2 separate regions of the Homo sapiens genome follow, and region 1 is linked to region 2. The links are chromatin loops, found by intact Hi-C in ENCODE. Cell type or tissue: K562. All regions are shown on one strand. Links, peaks and the distances in the headings refer to the core of each region. The heading gives the core; the rest is flanking DNA. Region 1 has its middle 11 kb from the start of SNX9. Region 2 overlaps SNX9 (sorting nexin 9).

Region 1 (8,340 bases), core at 297-8,296, 62 kb before region 2:
AGATATTGGGATGAGGTCAGGAATTGGATTTGCATTTAGGCCCCAAAGGCTAGGGGAGGGATTTTAATACTCAAGTAAAGGCAGGAGGTGTCATCCTGGGCCCACATGAGGCAAAGAGCTGGAACTAAGACCCCCAAATAAACTAAGACTCTGGAGAAGCTATCCTTTCAATGAAAGAGGGACCAAAAAAAACTATATTCTCCCAAGAAAACAACAATAAAGTGTACCCTAGCCAGGGTCCTGGAAGGAAAAAGATTCCCAGTGAAATACTGAAGTTCCAAACCTGCATTATGCAGAGGTGTGGAGTCAAAATTTACAGTGCCTTCATTGTGTGAAAATTTACAAGCTAAAATTTTAATATGAAAATTAGTCTCACACTGGTGAAATCTCTGGTTACCTGGCAGAATAAAATATAAGATACTTCCCAAAGATATTTTCTTAGTTGAAAATACAAGTGATTTTCTCAGGAAAAAAAAAATCCTAAAGAAATGAGCTCATAAACAAAAACTATAAACTGCAGGAAGAAACAATTCACCACAGACACAATAAACAGAAAGATTAGCAAGAACTTGAGATTACAATAGAACTGGAAATGGCTGGTAAAATAAGTCTTTAAAATTATATTTTTAAAAGATATCATCATTTAAAAATAGGACTATATAACAAGATCCATATAGCTCCTATAGAAATAAAAATATATATTTTTTGAAATTTAAAATTCAATTGCTAGGTTAACAACAGATTGGACTTACTGAGGAAAGACTTGGATCTTTAAGAAATATCCCAGAGTACAACATAGAAAGATAAAGAGATGGGGAAAATGTAAACAGGTTAAAAGACTTAGAAGATAAACTCAAAGGTCTAATATACATCTCCATCAGTTAGCTTTTGTTGCCTAACAAACCACTGTATGTCTGTTTATGATGTTTTTGCCTCTCAGCTCCAAATTCACCCTTTTTGCCAGCTCTGTGAAAATGGATCTGAGCCCATTAAACATGTTTTCTTTGCCATATAGCTTGATATTAAGCTATGTCAGTAGAGGGCACCTGGAAGAGCAAGGAGTTTTTCCTTCTGTTCTGGTATGCTCACGATGTGCATGGCTTCCCCAGAAGTGAACTCCTGATGTGTGGGCAGTGTGCCCAGCACCAGGCTTCTGCAGGGCTCTTATCTTCTCTAGAGCACAACTCCTGCAGGATGCAGCCACCAGCAGCACCTAATGCCCAGAAAACATCAGAGAATACACATGTCAACAGTAATTGGAATAAAAGAGAGGACATCGCTAATGATTTTATAGACATTAAAAGGATAATAGGGGAATATTATTAACAGCATAATGTTAATTAATTTGGTAATTTAGATAAAATGAAAAATTCCTTGAAAGGCACATTTTACCAAAACTGACTCAAAGTAAAAAAGGATGCAAATAAATCTCTATCAACCAAAGAAATTGAATTTGTAACAAAAAGTCTTCCCATTAAAAAGAAAGCTTAGGCCTTTGACTCTATCAGGTAACTTAATATTAACCAAAAATGTTCAAGATAATGCAGTGCTGGCAGAAGATTAGACATACAGACTGACAGAACAGGATAGAGAGCCCTGAAACAGACCTCATATCAATGCTCAACAAAGTTGTCCAGGCATTTCAACGGGGGAAAAGACAATCCTTTCAACAAATGGTGTCTTAGCAACTGGATGTTTGCATACTTAAAACAATGAACCCCAACCTTTAGCTCACATCATACACAGAAATTAGCTCAAAATGGTTCATGGACCTAAATGTAAGAGCTAAAGCCATAAAACAAATGAGAAAATCTTCATGATCTCATGATAGGCAAAGATTTCTTAGAGCATAAACTGTAAAAGAAAAAAATGATAAGTTGGACTTATTTTGGTTTTCGAAAGATACCATTAAAAATAAAAAGCCAAGAAATACATAAAAAGGAACTTGGGGAAAATATTTATAAAACAAATATCTGATAAAGAACATATCTAAAACAGATTAAGAATTTTGCTTCTAAATAATAAGACAAAAAACCTAATTTTAAAATGGGCAAAGGATTTGAACAGATACTTCACAAAAGATGCTATATTATATGATGCTCAACATTGTTTGTTGCCAGGGAAATGCACATGAAAACGATGAGATACAACTGCATGCACACTAGAATGACAAAAACTAAAAAGACTGACAGTATCATGTGCTGGTGAAGATGTGGAGCAACTAGAAATCTCACATGTTTCTGTTGGGAATTGGGAATGGAAAATGGTACTGCCATTTTGGAACAGTATGTCATGTTATTATATAGTTAAACATCCTCTTATCATATGATCACTCAATTTCATTTCTAGGTCCATACTCAAGAGAAATAAAAACACATGTCTACAAAAACACTGGTATGCAATGTTCATAGTAACATTATTCACTATAACCCTTAACTGGAAACAGCCCAAATGTCTATCGAGGAGTAAATGAATAAACAAATTGTGGCATATCCATTGAACAAAATACTACTTGGCAATAAATAAGAATGACCACTGATATATACAACTGCATGAATGAATTTTTTTAAATATCATGCTAAGTAAAAGAAGCCTGCCACAAAATACTACATACAGTATGGTTTAATTTATATGGCATTATATCATAAAAGACAAAAATATAATGACAGAAAGTGGGTTGTTTGGGACAAGGGTTGGTGATAGAAAATTGATTACAAGTGGATGCAAGGAAACTTGCTTGGATGTTTTGTATCTCCACTGTGGGGGTGGTAAGCTGTCTCTATATATTTCAAAACTCAATGAATTAAACACTTAAAATCACTGAATTGTATTATAAATTACTCCCTAATAAAGCTGTTGGGAAAAAATTCCAAGGTCTTTGATGATACTGTTGAGCTGTGGAATCAATTAACTATAAAATCTGCCCAGGCTACTTGCAAGCGAAGTCATTCTAATCAATCTAACTGATAACTGTTCCCTTAACTCTTCGGTTATTGCATTGTAACCATTTGCTTATTCTTCCTTTCTCCACTGACTTATGAAATCTTCAGGAACGGAACCCTTGATGTTGGGTTTTTTTTTTTTCTGTCTGACATACAGAAGGAATTTTGTAAATTCCTGCTGAATAGTAATTGATGCAATCTCTCTCTGGCAAAGCTCATTTAAAACTGTAGTTTGGCTGGGTGTAGTGGCTCATGCCTGGAGTCCCAGGACTTTGGGAGGCCAAGACTGGAGGATCACTTGAGCCCAGGAGTTAAAGACCAGCCTAGGCAACATAGTGAGCTTCCATTTCTAAATAAAAAATAAAAAAATTATCCAGGTGTGGTGGTATGCACCTGTAGTCCCAGCTACTCAGGAGGCTAAGGTGGGAGAATCACTCGAGCCCAGGAATTCGAGGCTACAGTTAACTACGATAGCATCACTGCACTTCAGCGAGACCCTGTCACCAAAACAAAAAACAAAAAACAAAAACTATAGTTTGATACCATTTTTTTTCCTTGAATCACCTTTTATTGATGCCTGTGTTTCCTCACTCCTTATTTATGGAACAAACAACTCACCTTCCTTGAAGTGAGTAAAGATGCAACTAACACCAACTCACAAAAAAAGAAAAGTACAGTTTTCTTGGAGTCATGAGGAGTCAAAATGCTTGAGCCTAAAGAGTGGCTTGATGAAAATCAGTTTGCATTTGTGTCACCTCCAGAGATGGCTCTCCTGGGCTCCTTAAGAGGTTTTCAGACTTAAGAGTCATTAGTGCAGTCTATGCTAGAGCCACAATTAGGGATCACCCCACTCTGCCATCCAGAAGATATGATAGTGTATTGCTGTACAAATTATTCAATATATTATAGTTGCTTAAAAAATAAAAAAGCATTATTGGAGTAGAGGCTAATTGCTACAAATGCAGTGTAAGATGATTAGGAAGGTAAAAGAAAATGTACAAAGATAAGATAGGGAGTCAGTGTGGGCTACCTTCAAATGTGGAAGTTAGAGATAATGGAGGTCACTAGACTACAAACTTTGTGACTCCACAGGGAACTCATGTTTTAAAAAGTCGGAGTCAAAGGTGATCCTAAGATTTCATGCTTGGGGGTAGAACATGGTGATTCCTTAAGCAAAATGCGCCTTGTTAACTCTTTTGTCCCCAGTATTTAACACAAAGGTATATTGATGATCTAGTGCCACCAAACAAATTACTCCACTATTCAGCAGCTTAAAACAATGCACATTTATCTGGGACATGACTTAGCTGGGTGCCTCTGACTGAAGGTCTCTCTTGAGATTGCAGTTAGGTGTCACCCAAGGCTGCACTTATGTCAAGGCTCAACTAGGGCTTGAGAATTTATATGCAAGCTCAGTCATGTGACTGTTGGCAGGCCTCAGAAATCTCAGTAGGATCCAAACTTAGTCATGTTTTTGCAGGCTGACCTCAGTTCCTTGGCCATGGACCTCCTCCAATGGCTGCCCGGATATCCTCATGACATGGTAGCTAGTAATCAGAAAGAGAAAGACAGGGAATCATAGAGCAACCAAGATGGAAACTACAGTCTTTTTATAACCTAATCTTGGAAGTGACACCCATCCCTTCAACCCGATTCCATTCATTAAAAACATTTCAATAAGTTCAGCTCACATTCCAGGGGAAGGGATTTTACAGGGAATGAATGGGGGAAAAGGGTATCATTGGGGGCTATCTTAGGGGCTGCCTACCACAAAAGTCTAGTGGGCTCTCCACAAATACATGTCCAATTAATCAAAGAGCTAGGAAATAGAGAAACAATAGTAAGATTGGGAGAAAATTTTGTAAGATCAATTTAGTTACATGTTTAATTTTTTGTCCTTGTGTGAGATTATGGCAGACAGTGTATTTACCAAACCCATTTCCTTCTTCCTCTGGGCATACAACTAGACTGCACTTCCAGCCTTGCTTAAAACTTAGATGAGGCCAAGTGCTTGGACCTGGCCAGTGTAAAGTGGGTGTAAATGGTTTCCCTCCTCCCCTATATGCCAGCCAGATGCTGATGTGATGATCCAGTGAAGGCCCCTGAAGACTTTGGGGAAGCCACTAAATGGAAAAGCCTGGGTCCCTGAATGACTGTGCAGAGCAGGGCTCTCCCCAGCCTCCCAACCAACCAATATCTTTGGGAGTGGGGGAAATTTTGAGTTAAGCCACTGAAATTTGGGGGTTATTTGTTGTAATAGACAATATACTATAAGATATTATAAAAATAGAGTAATTAAGACAAAGTGGCATTGACATAGAGATAGGAAATACACCAATAGAATGGAATCTGGAAGCCAGAAACACACCCATACATGTAGTATGATGCAGTTGGCATTGCAGATCAGAGAGGATATAGTGACTTTGTCAGTTAATGATGATTAATTGACTGATTAGCTATGTTTAAGAAATTGAAGATAAATTTCTATCACCATGCACAAAAGCAATCCCACAATGATTTAAATGTCAACACAGCTACTGTTAGTGATCAGTGATCTGTGTGCAAGAAAAAGAAAAGGATAGAGTACAAAATTCCTACAAAGAATTTCTGAAAGTCAAAATTCATACAGTAAATGGCAATTCTGCCAATTTCTGTCAGACCCAGTCAGACACCCGAGGCCTCCCTACAGGACCCCGTCCTGTTTCTGTCACGACATCCACTCTTGCCAGTGACTTGTCAGCCACTGCAAACCCCAAAAGGTCATATTCTCTTCCCCAGCACTCACAGCATAAACTAACCCTTGGTAGTGAGCCCAGGGTCATGTGTTCTCACAGCACACACTAGCCCTGGGTTTGAAAGCCAAAAAGATCAGGAGGTAGAGGGTGTGGGGGCGGCAGCTCAGTGCACAGTTAGCTCTGGGAGGAGAGGAATTTACAACCCTCAGGGCTCCATGAGGAAGACAGGAGACCTCAAAAGGGGTCAGCAGCGCCTCTCCTCATTCCTCAGAGGGTCTCAGGAGTTGTCAGCAGTGTGCTTTGGGTCCTTTGTGGTCACCAGATACTGTCAAAAGACGCAATTACAACAAATTTAGTTTCAAGATCCTAACTGGCTTTTCTTTGCAATTCTAGAATCAGGCAACACTTCATGGTACACTATAGAATATGCTATACAGCAGAGGACTTTGGCTTTCCAGACAGAAAAGGGGTGAGGAAAGCAGTATCAGAGAACAAAACGCGCACTGGTCCTTTCAAAGTTACTTTCCTTGTAAAGATTCAAGCAGAAGGAACTTCCTTACTGTGCCAGCTAAAACTGGCCTGTTTGGGAAATTGCTATTATCTCTCTCTCTCTCTCCTGATTTTTTAGAAGGTCAGATAAACAATGTAGTTTTGGCTTGGTGGCATGAAACTTCAGCATGAGTCGTTCCATTTTGGTTTGGTCTCTCAGGCCTAGTGCAGGAGCTCAGTCCAAACCAATGGCTTCCAGTAAATGTTATTTAACAGTTCCAAGTTCTTGGAGAAGGGAAGGGAGGAAATTTTTCAGAATAGTGTGGCTATAACCACTGGGCGAATGAATGCCTTCAACTACATAAGAGCCTTTTAACTGGTCTTCCTCTAGAGTGAGCCTGCCCCAAAGCATCCTATATGCCACTGCCAAATCTTCCAAAAACATTACTAAGATAATTTTTAATGGTTTCCCATGGCCTCCCAATGTCATAATCTGTCCTCTAGCCATCCTTCTAGACTTATTCCCACATGACAACTTCTGTGCCAGTAAACATGGTCTAGCCGATGTCAGGGAAATGCAGCCTGAACTGCTTCCTTGTTGTGTCTTGATTCATGCCATCCTTCCTCCTTGAAAACTGGAAAATGTACCTGTCTTTCAAGAAAGCTCAGATTACACTTCTTTTGAAATTTCCTGATTATTCCAATTGCAAGCAACAACTATCTGTGAAAAAAACAATTGTCAGGGCCAGTGTCATGGGCCTATACAGTTCACAGGGCCTCAAGAATAAAAGGCCCCATACTTAGTTTACTTCTCTTCTGCTGTCTTGAAATTCTCAATAATTTTTCAGTGAGGGGCCCTGCATTTTCATTATGCTGTGGCCCCACAAATTATGCAGCCAGTCCTGATAACTGTCCCCTGAGGAAAGAACTTGTATCCCTATCTTAAGTGATTTGGGCTGCTCAGATCACGGATATCCAATTCCTCACAGAGTCAGTAACCATGGTACAAAAATATTCACTTCCTCTCCATTTCTGTCTAGTCAATCTATTGAATATCAGGCCAGTTTTATGCAAGAGATCAGTAGGTCCTTAATCCCCCCTTTCTCCCCAGTACAATTATATTTTCAAAAGAATATGCTAACTTAGTCTGTAATTGCCAAGTTTCAGTGAAGGCTTGGAGGCTGGGTCTGATTGCAAGGCTGGCCCTGGGGTTGGTGTGCTGGAGTTTGAGGCAGGAGCAGTGCGGTTTGACTGATTTCCCTAAATTGTTTTGCTTTTCTCTGCTTTTTCTCCTTCTTTATTTCCGTAACCACAGGTTCTCTAAAACACAGGTGTTTCTCTTTTCTCCCAGTGGTTCTCGTCACCACAATAGAAGAGTTTTGTTTTCAGGAAGGAGCAGAGGACACTAAGTAAGAGTGAAGAGCCAGCCAGGGCTGTCTGTGGGTTTTTTTTTTTTAGACAGCGTATCACTCTGTTGCCCAGACTGGAGTGCAGTGGCCTGATCTTGGCTCACTGCAGCCTCGGATTCCTGGGCTCAAGCAATCCTCCCACCTCCCACCTCAGCCTCCCAAGTGGCTGGGACTCCAGGCACATGCCACCACGCCTAGCTAATTTTTATTTTTTGTAGAGACAGGGTCTTACTGTGTTGCTCAGGCTGGTCTTGAACTCCTGGACTCAAACAATACTCCCAACTCCCAAAGTGTCGGGATAATGGGCATGAGCTACCACACCTGGCCCAGGGCTCTCTTAGGGTGTTAAGAGGAAGGTTTTCTTTTTCTCATGAGATTTTAAGTTCTAGGAGCACAAAATGCGTTTTTCATGACTGAGCTTATCTCCTATAGCACTTTGCACATTGTAGGCTCTCAATAGATAGCTTAGGCGTGAAATAAGAAGCAGCTAATACACATATACACCATGGAACACGATGCAGCCATAAAAACGGATGAGTTCATGTCCTTTGCAGGGACATGGATGAAGCTGGAAACCATCATTCTCAGCAAACTAGCACAGGAACAGAAAACCAAACACCTCATGTTCTCACTCATAAGTGGGAGGTGAACAATGAGAACCCATGGACACAGGGAGGGGACCATCACACACCAGGGCCTGTCGGGGGGTGGGGGGCTAGGGGAGGGAGAAATACCTAATGTAGGTGACGGGTTGATGGATGCGGC
Region 2 (8,340 bases), core at 327-8,326:
GCACAGGCACACACACGTGCACCCATGTACGTACTCTCACGCACTCTCTCACATTATGCATACCCCCACACACACTCGCACACACCCTTATGCGTGCACATGCACACACATGCGCACACACCTCGCACCCTCATACACCTCTCATGCTCTCATACACTTTACATACTCTTTCACGTGTGCACTCTTACACACACGTACCTTCTCACTCTCACCTCTCATGCACACCCACAGTCGCATGCTCACACACATAGGCAGCACTCACACGTGTGAGCACGCACACACACCCTCTTCACTCTCACTTGCCCTCATCCGCACTCATGCTGTCACACATACACCTGCACTCACACATGTGAGCACACACACCCCTCACTCACCTGCTCTCATGCACACCCACACTCATGCTCTCACACATACACATATGCACTCACACATGCAAGCACACACATCCCCTCAGACACTCTCACCTGCTCTCTCACATCCCCACGCTCATGCTCTCACATATGCACTCACGTGTGAGCACGCACACACACCTACTCTCTCACCTGCGCTCACACTCACACTCATGCTCTCACACATGCAGCACTCACCCGTGTGAGTGCATGTACCCCTCAGACACTGTCACCTGCTCTCACACACGCACACTCACATGCTGTCACACAGATGCAGCACTCACCCGTGCAAGCACATACACCCTGCAGATAGTCTCACCTGCTCTCACACATACATGCACTCACCTGTGCAAGCACGCACACCCCTCAGACACTCTCACCTGCTCTCACACATATATGCACTCACCCGTGCAAGCACACACACCCCTCAGACACTCTCACCTGCCCTCACACATACCCACACTCTCCTGCTCTCACACAGATGCAGCACTCACCTGTGCAAGCACATACACCCTGCAGATAGTCTCACCTGCTCTCATACATACATGCACTCACCTGTGCAAGCATGCACACCCCTCAGACACTCACCTGCTCTCACACATATATGCACTCACCCGTGCAAGCACACACACCCCTCAGACACTCTCACCTGCTCTCACACATACCCACACTCTCCTGCTCTCACACAGATGCAGCACTCACCCGTGCAAGCACGCACACACCCCTCAGACACACTCACCTGCTGTCATGCACACGCACACTCGCATGCTCACACAGAGCTCCTGTGGAAGGAGAGAGTGAGAACTGTGGCAGTGCCAAGATCGAGGAGGGAGAATGAGGAACGGCAGAAGTGATGGTAGTTTTTGAATAGTGAGCATATTTAGAAAACGTACTTTATATGTCTTGGATTGAAAAAAGAATCGGCCAGGTGCAGTGGCTTACACTTGTAATCCCAGCACTTTTGGAGGCCGAGGCAGGGGGATCGCTTTGAGCTCAGCAGTTCAAGACCAGCCTTAGTAACATGGCAAAACCTCATCTCTACAAAAAATACAAAAATTTAGCCGGGTGTGGTAGTGCGTGCCTGTAATCCCAGCTACTTGGGAGACTGAGGTGGGAGGGTCACTTGAGCCCAGGAGTTCCAGGCTGCAGTGAGCCAAGATGGTGCCACTGCATGTCAGCTTGGGAGACAAAATGAGACAGTGTCTCAAAAAAAAGAAAATCACTGGGTAGAAAAAGATTATGTAGTAATTTTGTATAATATGCTAGGTGTGCATGTTCTCATTCATAGGTGGGAATTGAACAATGAGAACACTTGGACACAGGGCGGGGAACGTCGCACACCAGGGCCTGTCGTCGGGTGGGAGGAGGGGGGAGGGATAGCATTAGGAGAAATACCTAATGTAAATGACAAGTTAATGGGTGCAGCACACCAACATGGCACATGTATACCTATGTAACAAACCTGCACGTTGTGCACATGTACCCTAGAACTTAAAGTATAATAATAATTTTTAAAAATTTTTAAAAATGCTAGATGTGTATAAGTTAAATAGATTCAGTTTTAATCATAGCAGAGATTAAAGATTCTTCAGTCTTACCTTTTTTTTTTTTTTTTTTTTGCAGACAGGCTCTCACCCTGTCACCCAGGCTGGAGTGAGGTGGTGTGATCTTGGCTCACTGTAACCTCTGCCTTCTGGGTTTAAGCAATTCTCATGCCCCAGCCTCCCGAGTAGCTGGGATTACAGGTGTGAGCCACTGTACCCAGCCTCATCTAATTTCTTTATTGAAGTATTTAATTTTTCTTGGTAAAATAGCAACTTGTCCTCAAGTTGCTATTGTGGTCAGAAAGTGACAAAAGTTGTGGCTTAAAGTGATTTTTTAAGAGAATGTGATTATTCAGATTCAGATTATTAACTAATTAGGGCATTATTTTAAAACTGTAAAAACTCTTACTATGTTAAGATGAGAAAGTGGGACCTGCCCCTTAACATTGTTAATAATTAATAATAATATCAACATTAATAGTTTAATATTTAGATAAAGTTTCTTCCAAGGATAGCAACTTCTATTCTGAATAAAAGTTACAATTTTTCCTTTGATCATAGATTGAAATGGCAATACTGGGATATAGAGTTCTACTTTATTACTTAGTTTATTAATATTATTTATCCAGAAGAACTGAGGAACCATGGATCAGTTCACTTTTTCTGCATAACAATCCTAAAACTTACTAGTTTAACCCAGTAACCATTTGTTACTGCTTAGGAATCTACAAGTCAGCTTGATGGTTCTCCTGAGCTGCACTGCGTGTGTCTGCAATCACTGGACCCTGCTGGGGACTGACTGGTCTAAGGTAGCCTCACTCATGAGTCTGCCAGTTCTCTGGGTTGGCTGGCTTTGAATGGGGCAACAGGGAGACTGGGTCTCTGTCATCATCTAGCAACCCACATTAATTCGTATAGCGACTTGGGTGCCAGAAGAGTCAGCTGAAGTGTGCAGAAGCCCTTGAGGCAAGGTTCTGGATTCCCTGGAGGATTTCCACTTGATTCTGTTGACCAGCGAGGTGGCAGAGGGCAGATTCCAGGCCTGGGATGCGCATCCCACCGCTTCACATTCAGAGCTGCAAGCCACTTTTATTATCTGCCGCAGACCAGTACACAGACAAGATGAGGGTCATCTAATCATCAGCTGTTTTCAATCTTTGATCACTTATTATTGAAGTTTGATTTTTCTTGTTTTTAGGTTACATCATTTTCTGAAGTAAAGAGAAGGCTTAAGAATTTAAGATTTTGAACGGTGTTCTCTAGGAATGAAAAGCTTAATGTTAATTGCTTTTTTTATGTATAACAATTCCTCCACACAAAATTTCTCCAGGAAATCTCAACTGTAATCTTTTTCTTTTTTTTTTTTTTTTGGTGACTTATTAGGATGTAGGTGGAGGATGGCTGGAAGGAAGAAACATCAAAGGAGAACGAGGGCTGGTTCCCACAGACTACGTTGAAGTAAGAGCTTCCTGTCATTCATTCATTAGAGCTCATCTTTGCCAGGCATCTTTTTATGAATTATCAACTTACAAGAAGTCAGCAACTTTTTGCAAAACAAAATTTCCATTGTAAATATAATAAATGTTAACTATATAAAATATGGAAACTACATTGAAATAGAACTAAGAAAAATATTACCTGTAGACCCAAGCTTCAAAGAATGACTACAGATATTTAGGTTAAGTTTCTTCCAGGGATAGCAACTTTTAATTGGTCTGAATAAAAGTTAGTATTTTTCCTTTGCTAATATTATCTATATTATAAATATATATTATAAATTGTATAAATTCAATAAGATATATGAAATTATATCTCAATATATCTGTTAATATATACATTTTAAATATATATTTATATTTTTATAAGCAAAATATATAAATTTTATAAAATGTATTATAAATTATATAAATTATAAATATAGATATATATTTATAATATGACACATATAACGTATTTTTCCTTTGCTGATATTGCTGCCATCTATAATATTGTTTATTGTACAATAGACTCACAGTTTAAATAGATTTTTTTAAGTGCATATCTCAGTTCCTTCTCCCATTCCCATAGACAGAGGGGTGTCTTGGGGGAGCTGCTGTGGGGATCTCCTGGGTAGAGCTGTTAGGATGGATACCCAGGAGAGCAACACAGCAGCCTGGGCTGGTCCTGCCTGGGACACCCCCAAGCTGAGCCAACCACCTGGCGCCCCCTGCTGGTTGTCTTTCGGTCCCTCCAAACCGAGCGAAGGTTCTTGGTAAGCTTGTCTTTCATGTTGGGTGACAGAAAGAAGCGAAGGTTTCCTGATGCCCTGTGAGTACAACTGGAGCTAGATCAAGAATAAAGGTACCTTTGGTTCACCTCCAGGAGAAAAGAATTCCCCCCAGAGGATGTTTACCTGGGACCTGTCTGCAGAGTGAGATCTAAGGCCGTCCTTCTGTTGTTGATAGACAGTGAGGGTGGGGAGTCATGACCCCTCAGAGAATCCGATGCAATCTCTAGGCTTTCCCTCAGAAACGTGTGCCCATGCACACACCACAGCCTTTTCCATACAACTGCAACCCCCTATTCACAGGCCCCTGGCCTCACTCCGTAGGTCTTATGTTGAAGTCTTGTTTTACTTGTATGCACTTTGCATCCAGGAGCCCACAAATTGACAAGATTGAGAAAAATCTGAGAATTTAAGTTGATATTGGCAGTAATTGGATTTTCTAGGATTCTGCTTATATAAAGGAATAGTGATTACAGATATTCTTGGGTTTGCTTACCTTTAAGAATATAAAACCCCCTCTATTAGAAATAGATCCTGCAGGCAGAAAATCAGTAAGGACGTGGTTGAACTCAGCACCATCAATAAATTGATGTCCACTTAGGGACATCTATAGACTGCTTCATCAAACCACAGCAGCATACACATTCTTTTCAAGCTTACATGGAACATTCTCTAAGACAGACCACATATTCTGAGCCATAAAACATACCTCAACATGTTTGAAAGAAATCATACAGTGTCTGCCCTGAGACCACAATGGAATCACACTAGAAATCAAAACAGAAAGATAGATGGAAAATCTGTAAATACTTAGAGATTGAACAATCCACTTCTAAATAATGCATGGATCAAAGAAGAAATCTCGAGAAATTAAAAAATAGTTTGAACTAAATAAAAATGAAAATACAACCCATTAAAATATGAGTATGCGGCAAAAGCAGTGCTTACAGAGAAATTTGTAGCATTGAAGAATATAAACCCTTTTTGACAATTCTTGCTTGCCCTCGAAGACTCCCTGAAGTGACCGTAATCTATGAAAATAATTGCGGCTCTTTCTCCTATTCAGATTTTACCCAGTGATGGAAAAGATCAATTTTCTTGTGGAAATTCAGTGGCTGACCAAGCCTTCCTTGATTCTCTCTCAGCCAGCACAGCTCAGGCCAGTTCGTCGGCTGCCAGCAACAATCACCAGGTACGTCTCACTTCCTCCTTCTGGATGTGGCTGGCTTTACGGAAAACAGAGCGTATTTGTGAAGGCTTGTGATGCATTATAGCTATTGCCATTCCCCAAAAGCAAAAACAAAGTCGCTTTTAGGTTGTTCTGTGGCATTTCTGTTGGGTACTAACAAAGAAATCACCTGTTAAGCCTGATAATGACTGTTTGCAAAATTTATTATAAGAGAAAAGGCAGGGTATTGAGGGTTGCTTTTAGAAGTCTGTCATGATATGAACACAGACCCCAGAAACTGCAAATACCCTCTTAGATAAAGGCATGGAAAGAAGAGGAAGAAGAGGAGGCTCTTGTTGTTGAGGAGGTCAGTGTCAGAGCCTCGGCCTGGATCAGGAAATAGATGCCCTGGCCCTGGCATGTTGCTTACACTCTCAGAGCTAGAGGCCCTCATCCTGCGAGTAGAAGCAGTGCCTGTGAAAGTCTACCAGATCCAGGCACTCAGCACTTGGTACTCTTATTGTATTGCTTCCAGGAAACTTAGAATAGTGGGATAACTTGAGAAGAATACAAGGAAATTTTACATTAATTTTAATTAAAATTTGACTAGTTTAGGTGAATTTGTCTAGTTCATTTATTGCCAAATGATGACACAGAGTAAGTGACAAGAAGAAAATTGAGAAGACAGGTATCAAAATATTGTTGCTGCTGGGCACAGTAGCTCACGCCTGTAATCCCAGCACTTTGGGAGGCCAAGGCAGGTGGATTGCTTGAGTGCTGGAGTTCGAGACAAGCCTGGGCAACACGATGAAACCCCATCTCCACACGTTAAAAAAAAAGTTAAAAAAAAAGAATTAAAATATTGTTAACTGCTTACATCTTTAGAAATGAATGGGCTTTAGGAGATGTTATTTCTTGATTTTTTTTTTAACTACATAAAAGGTTTTAAATTCTATCAGGCCTGATGATAATCATATCACTTACAAGTATTTGCTTATAAAATATCTGTTTATTAGCCAGGCACAGTGGCTCACGCCTGTAATCCCACCAGCACTTTGGGAGGCCGAGGCGGGCGGATCACCTGAGTTCAGGAGTTTGAGACCATCCTGGCCAACATGGTGAAACCCCATCTCTACTAAAAATACAAAAATTAGCTAGGTGTGGTGGCAGGCACCTGTAATCCAAGCTGCTCGGGGGGCTGAAGCAGGAGAATGACTTGAACTGGGAGGCGGCCACTGCAGTAAGCCGAGATCGTGCCACTGTACTCCAGCCTGGGCGAGTGAGACTCCTCAAAAGAAAAAGAATATCTGTCAATTGACCTTCCAAGTGAGTTTATATAAGTTTATCACCATATACTAACTGCAGGTTTTATACATTTCAAAACAGCTTTTTGTAGACATTCTGAATTACAAATTAGACTCAGATATTTAAAATTTGCAGGCAAGGTGATTGATCACTGTAATTGAAGAATTCTCTTCTGTATTTTATTATTCTATACTACTTGAGAACATTGGCCAGGTAAGGGTTACTCACTGTGAAACGTGAATAGTAGTTATACCTCACTGGAAGTTTTCCCAGGGGTTCTCAACCTGAGCCTCATTGCCGTTTGAGGCCCCGCGCCCTTTCCTAGTGGGGCGGGCCCATCCTGGGCACTGCAGGATATTGAGCAGCCTTCCTAGCTTCTACCTACCAGGTGCCAGTCACATGCACGCCACCTCAGTTGTGACAACCAAAAATGTCTCCAGATATAGCCAAGTGTTGCCTAGGAGCAAAGCCAAGCCAGTTGAGATTCACTGAGTTATACAGAAGCACCCATGAAATGGGTTTGCATTAATAAAGGACAAGATTTTAATAAAAGAATTGTAATGAGGTAATGAGATCATAGAATAAGTGAGGCAAACAAAAAATAGAAATATTTATCTTATTTTAATTCTAGGGACTGACCAGCTATTATCTCAAGATAGGTGGAGGCAGTTTAGCTAATGAAAAGAAATTAAAACTCAGATTTAAGTCATGTTCTGTTAGGAAATATATTCCTTGGTATTTACTTGTAGTTTAATATAAACTGGTATAAGTCTAAAATTTGTTTCGTTTAGGTTATTTAGAAGGTAATAAAAGAAAAAAAAAGCGGGGGGGGCATCTAGTCTAACATTGAATCTAATCAGATCCTTTGAAAGCAAAGAAAAATGAACTGAAACTAGAATTAACAAAATGCAGAAAGCATAGCCGTCATTAATTTGAGCATTTGAATTTAATGTAAATCAAGTAAAAATATTTTAACTGCTATCTCTGCCCTCTGTTATCTGGGATATGAGAACAATTTAAGTAGGCCAAAATTTGGGTACATTTTGTAAATACCATGAAAGATGTCACGAGTAGGAAACCAGATGACCATTAATTGGTAGCTTTTTAAACATTTTCCTATCAGGTTTGCCCATTGCTTTCATTTTCTGAATGCGGGTAGGAAGATGTGTGCTCTGAGGTGAGCTGCTTGGGAGGCTCTGATTGCCTGTGCTCTCTCCCAGGGTCGGTTTTGTTTTGAGAGCGGGAACCTCAGAGAAGCTGGGCCTCTCTCCTGTCCATCAGGCCCATGGGCACATCCCCTCTCAGGCATGCATCTCTTCAGCTTGGCACACTCTGCCAACTTCTGAGCCAGTGTCTCTTTACTCATCTTAGCATCAGTAAGTTTAAATTTGACTCTCCTCCCACACAAGCAAGTTGAAGCCCCACATTCAGTTGGTTATCCAACTTCCTGAGTGTCGTATTTTTCTTTAAGTATATCTTTTTAAAGATCTCTTTGAATAACTTATTTCGAGCCTGCTACTCTTTCCTTGACTTTGTATTCTTAATCTGTGCTGCATTTCAGAGTAACTAGTTCATAAATGTATAACCTACTATGTAAGATAGCACTTTCTTTTGGTTTTTCTTAAAACTCCTAATTTCAGGTTGCTTGGGGGACCCTTTGGTTCTAGA

What was found. Peaks named below come from ENCODE experiments on the same cell type or tissue, not always from the same donor. Only the 100,000 strongest peaks of a DNase experiment are listed, where the experiment ranks them.
Region 1: it touches region 2 in a loop (5-fold over the local background); 32 of 110 quality-filtered maps call a loop at or near these places.

The regions. Positions count from the first base shown.
Region 1 is chr6:157,807,610-157,815,949 of GRCh38, forward strand. No RefSeq gene overlaps it. Among named protein-coding and RNA genes, the nearest start is that of SNX9, 11 kb to the right of the region's middle. In K562, for the core only: no CTCF peak of the experiment used is centred there; DNase peaks (open chromatin) are centred at 3,952, 4,352 and 5,808.
Region 2 is chr6:157,869,786-157,878,125 of GRCh38, forward strand. It overlaps SNX9 (sorting nexin 9), which reads left to right. Exons shown (of 18, transcript NM_016224.5): 3 at 3,317-3,391; 4 at 5,266-5,391. Among named protein-coding and RNA genes, the nearest start is that of SNX9-AS1, 19 kb to the right of the region's middle. RefSeq lists a silencer at 4,026-4,095. In K562, for the core only: a CTCF peak has its summit at 4,148 (motif pointing left); a DNase peak (open chromatin) is centred at 4,116.